Regions from separate parts of the Homo sapiens genome. Here region 2 is linked to region 1. Evidence: chromatin loops called from intact Hi-C (ENCODE). Cell type or tissue: B cell. All regions are shown on one strand.

Region 1 (2,500 bases):
GTGCTATGTTGCCTCAAGTCCAGTGCCTGGAAAACTGTTATTTCATATGTGTGTGTGAAAAAATATATATATATGTATACACACACATATCTCTATATAAACACACATGTGTGTGTGTATTTACGTGATTTTTTCAGTTGTTGCAGATGGGATGGCAAAGCCAAAATCCAGTCCCTTTTGCTCTGTCTTTGGTGGGAGGGAACGTCCTTAAGGATCGCTTGAAGTACAGGCTCCTTTTTCCATCACTCAGAACAGAAGCATGGCCAGCAGAGGTCGGCAGCAGGTCAGCTACTTCAGCTGGGGATCTGGGATCTGCTGTCACCTGCCAGCTCCTTGGTGCTAGACCCCGACAGCCCTTCTCCCTCTCTGGGCCTCACTCTCCCCTCCTTTAGAAGCCTGTAGACGCAGAGCAGCTGGGCTGTCTCCCTGAGCTTCCTCTACTTTTGGTCTGGTCTTTCCCATGATCAGTAGGGTCACAAACCACAACTTCACATCAAGAGACTGCCTGTCCCTTCCCGCGTGGTCTTGTGGATTCTGCGTGAAGCCCTGTGTGTCCGGGATGGGATGGGGACACTAAACTGCCCTAGACCTCCTACTTTTATGAGGCCCTCCGGTAGAAATGGCCCCTGACACGGGGCACTCAGACCCCCTACATGACCCAACCATGGCGCTTCCTTCCTCAGAGGTGGAGGGCCCTGACGGAGCCCTCTCCCAGCTTCCCCTGGCCAAGTTCTTCCCTCCGGACAACCCCACCCACCAGGTACGTGGAGAGGTCCCCTGGGGGAGAGGCACAATTTCAGGACCCAGCACGGCCCTGGTAGTGGGCCCCGGACCCAACTGTCCTTCCACTAAGAAGGGCCAAGGCAGGTCCTGGGTTGGGAGGTTCTTCCGGCGATCGCGTCACCCGCTCTTCCAGCTGACAGCTACCCAAGCCCGTTCCTCCCGCCCTGGGTGACAGAGGGGGGCAGGCATTTCAACATGGTGCTTTGGGCAGGGTTAGCCCCCGCCCAGGTTGTATATTTTAGGGCAGGTGGCCTGGGCTTCCTGGATCAGGGCTGGTGGTGAGGCCGAGATGCTAAAGATCCTGCCTGCCCCGCCAGCTCACAGTCGGGGAAGCGAGGGCGGCATAGGGGGATGGGAGGGGCGGGCAGTCCGAGAGGGCTTCTCGGAGGCGGTGGCCTGTGCTGGGAGCGGTCTAGAAGCTAGGCGGTGACGCGGCCCACCCTACTGGAGCCCCGCGAGGCCCGGAAGCACCGAACCCAGAGCTTTAGGGGCCTTGGGCCGCTTCAAGCTGCAGATGCTGGAGCGGAGCCTGCGGGAGGAGGAGCTGCGAGCACAGCACCAGGCCGCGCTGCTGCGCCTGCGAGAGATGGCGCTCCAGGAGAAAACGCTCGCGGAGCTGGCCTGGCTGGAGCATCGACGAGGGTGAGCGCATGCGCCTGGCGCCGGCCCCGCCCCGCCGTAGCCCCGCCCTGCTGTAGCCCCGCCCTGCTGTAGCCCCGCCCCCTCCCTGCCCCGTCCGGGTCCCGCCCGTGGCCCCGACAGCGTTTTGAGAAACAAGAGGTACTGGTCCAAACAGTAATAGGTGTTTGCTGAAACTTACATAAGGCAGTAAAGTACTCAATACACAAATAAAAAAATACCCCCATCGTTCCAAAGGTGACCTCTGAGATCATCTTTGTGCATACTTTGTTTTTTTGTTTTGTTTTGTTTTGTTTTGAGACAGAGTTTCGCTCTTGTTGCTCAGGCTGGAGTGTAGAGGCGCGTGGCGCGATCTAGGCTCACTGCAACCTCCGCCTCCCAGGTTCAAGGGATTCTCCTGCCTCAGTCTCCCGAGTAGCTGGGACTACAGGTGTGCGCCACCACGCCCAGCTAATTTTGTATTTTTAGTAGAGATGGGGTTTCTCCATGTTGGTCAGGCTGGTCTCGAACTCCCTACCTCAGTTGATCCGCCAGCCACGGCCTCTCAAAGTGCTGGGATTACAGGCGAGAGCCACCACGCCCAGTGCGGATACTCTGTTTTGGGGAGAAACACACATGGCTATTTCAACTTGCAAATGGGCAGTACGTGCTGTTTTGTAACTTGCGTTTTCAATTTATATGTCAGGAAAACCTTTCTGTGTAGCTACATAACCGCTATAACACACAGGGCGCACCGGCGTAGAGACAGGGCTGTAACTCCCTTCGCTTGTCCCGGATCTCCGGGCCTCTAGGTTGTCTCCAACGTTTTGCCATTATTAATGAAGATAGAGAGATCATTTCCTTAAGGTAAAACCTTAGAAATGGAATGACCGGGTCAGTGAGAATGCATCTGGAAGCCGCTTGATACTGCCACATTGGTCTCCAGAAAGGTGATTCCAGTTAACATCCTCACCCGGTGTCTGAGCGGGCCAGACTGAGGGTGTTTATTCCATGATGGGTGGGGGGTGGATGTGGGTGACCCCCACCTCCCTCCCCAGAGGACCCACTGGCCTGGGCTGGGCCTTCAGGGTGGCAGGGG
Region 2 (2,500 bases), 97 kb after region 1:
GAGCACCCCTCACAACGGGAAGGGACCACCCTCTGCCCAGCTGTGGCTCTGTCCCAGGGCAGGGGTGGGGCCCATGGGCCCTGTTGCAGCCATGGTGAGGCTCTGCCAAGAACCTTGGGTGCCAATCCATGGGCTGGGAGCTTTCTCGTTGACCAGGGAGGCAGGCCAGTCCAAGGGGCTCCTGGGTGGTGTCAAATTGCATGGAATGGAAATTAGACCTCAAGCAGCCTCTGCCTCTGAGACGGGAGATTCTTTGTTTGCTCTTAGTGGGTAAATTCCAGCCCCTTGGCCTCTCCCCTGCGATTCTGCTGACTTAATTTGGGCTTTTGTCTGGGGCGGCCCCCGGAGGGGATTACCCGAGGGTCCTATTACAGTTCCCAAGTCTGGCCCTGCTAATGAGTTCAGGGGCAGGTGGCAAGGTGAGCTCCAGGGTGTTTCCATGTCACCCTGGGAACAGCATCTGCAGGGCTTGGCCCAGGTGCTGAGAGCGCTTCCTGGGTGCCGGCTGAGCAGACACAGGGCTGGGTTGGCCATGGCCAGGAGAGCCAGGTGACCACACAGGCAGTGCCCCTGGGTTACAGGGCTGACAGACCAGCAGACAGGCGGGCAAACAAGCCACATACCAGGAAGAGACTTTGACCTGGTTATGAGGGCTCTGAAGAAAAGGAGGTGGGAAGAGACGAGAGAGGGCCTGTCTGGGGCAGAGACGTGGGCCAGGGAGGGCCTCCCCTGGGTGGGGGACATTTAAACGGAAGCTTTGATGCCTCACTGGAACCACCCCTGTGTGGGTCACTGAAGAGGCCTTGCAGCCACAGAACACAGCAAGTGCTAAGGCCCTGAGGCTGGCAGGAGCCGTCGTGCCCAGGAGTGGGAAGGAGGCTGCCACATGGAGGAGACAGAGGCGCCCAGAACACAGGGGGATGGGTGGGAGCTGGCGGGAGAGGACAGGGTCTGAGGCTCGGTGGGGACCTAAGTAGAAGGGGCTAGGCAGGGAGTGACCTCATCTGATTGGCTGTGTCACCCAGGCCCGTGGGGAAGATGGATGGGGCAGAAAGGGGCATCCACAGGATCTGCAGGGGTCCCAGGGCCATGTCAGCATGGGGCCACCAGGTGGGAGGGGAGCTGCCCTGGGGCCAGTGTGGGGTCCTCTGTGGCTGACCAGAGGGTGGGCGGGCAGCCTCTGCAATGAGATGGGGCTGTAGGGTATGCCTGAGCCCAGGTGCCAGCCAGGGGGCAGCACAGGCCCCCAGCGATGGGGGGACTGGGCTGCGCCAGGTGGGCTCCACTTCACAGAAGAGGAAACGGAGGGTCAGGGAGGGTCAGAGGCAGTGCCCTGGTGACACAGCAGGGGGGCCCAGCCAGGATCAAACCCCTGCCCGGGATGCCAACCTGCCCTAGTGACCACCAGTGCTGGGGCCCACCTCTCTGGGGGTTCCCGATCTGGGTTGGCACCCCTGCCCCTGCTGGGTCTACAGAGGGGAGCTCAGCCCGGGCACAGCCGGGTCCCCCATCGCTGGGCGGCCTCTACTGCCCCCTGGCTGCCACTCTGGCCCAAGCAGCATCAACTCGACCAACTATAACCTCGAGACTGTCTGGGCCCAACCTGGGATTTTGCAAACAGGTTCACCAAATTGTCAATTAAGTGAAAATCAATCTCCAGCCATTCATCACAGGCTGCTGGGGCCGCGCACAGGCCGCCATCGATCGGGGCCCCTGGGGAGCGATTGAGGCCAAGTGCAGCCCACATCTGCTGCATCAGGGCAGACGCCACGATCCATCATCCCAAACAGCCGAGGCGCCCACCCGGGGGCCCGGGCTTGCCCAGGAGGGAGGGCGGGTGGAAGGGGCACAGCGCCCTTGGAACCTTTCAATGCTCTGGCCACAGTGCCGGATCCCTGAAAGCCCCTTCCCTCTCCATCAGGCCCCATGGCCCTGTCCTCCCCGTCTCACCCAGCCCTTCTCCCAGTGACAGGGGTGGGGGCACTCTGAGGTCTCTCTATGAAGGGCCATTGCTCTGACGCCGTGGCAGGGGCTGGGGGAAGCAAGGTGGAGGAATCTGGTCCTCTCCCCGTCCTCAGCCTCCCCTCTCTGTTTGACCTTTCGGGAGAGCCCCCTCTGCCTGGCTGTGCACACTGGGCACCCTGACCTCTCTTCTCTTTCACTATTGTTTGTCCCCTCCTCTCCCAACCTGGCACAAGGCTGTGAGCCTGCAAGGCACCTTAAATGCACTGGGCCGAGCTTCAGGGCCTCCCCCTCTGTGAGGTCAAAGTCCAGTGAGGCCCCATCTAGGGTGTCAGTGCCCAGACAGCAGGGCTGGGATGCTCCCCCGAGGACAGAGCACTCCTCCATAACTTCCGCAAGAGTCCCTGCACATGCGGGGAAAACGGCCCAGAAATGCCCAGATTTCCAGAATTTCTTTGCAGTGGAGCCTGCAGCTTGTCACTTTGATGCCCTCCTGCAGACAGCCCCCCAGGCCCCTCATGCAGGGGCTCCACCAGCT

Evidence for each region. A loop is a pair of places that touch in the nucleus more often than their neighbours do. Peaks named below come from ENCODE experiments on the same cell type or tissue, not always from the same donor. Only the 100,000 strongest peaks of a DNase experiment are listed, where the experiment ranks them.
Region 2: a loop joins it to region 1, with 14 times the contacts of the local background. A loop is called at or near these places in 11 of 110 quality-filtered maps.

The regions. Positions count from the first base shown.
Region 1 is chr9:136,266,309-136,268,808 of GRCh38, reverse strand. CCDC187 (coiled-coil domain containing 187) reads left to right here. Exons shown (of 26, transcript NM_001378188.1): 15 at 684-760; 16 at 1,298-1,425. Among named protein-coding and RNA genes, the nearest start is that of QSOX2, 22 kb to the right of the region's middle. RefSeq lists an enhancer at 1,103-1,172 and silencers at 973-1,348, 1,413-1,572. In B cell, a CTCF peak has its summit at 1,336; a DNase peak (open chromatin) is centred at 1,408; H3K4me3 peaks cover 1,159 bases; H3K27ac peaks cover 442 bases.
Region 2 is chr9:136,169,492-136,171,991 of GRCh38, reverse strand. No RefSeq gene overlaps it. Among named protein-coding and RNA genes, the nearest start is that of LHX3, 34 kb to the left of the region's middle. RefSeq lists enhancers at 1,595-2,245, 2,246-2,500. In B cell, CTCF peaks have their summits at 1,341 and 1,544 (motif pointing left); a DNase peak (open chromatin) is centred at 1,531; H3K27me3 peaks cover 1,964 bases.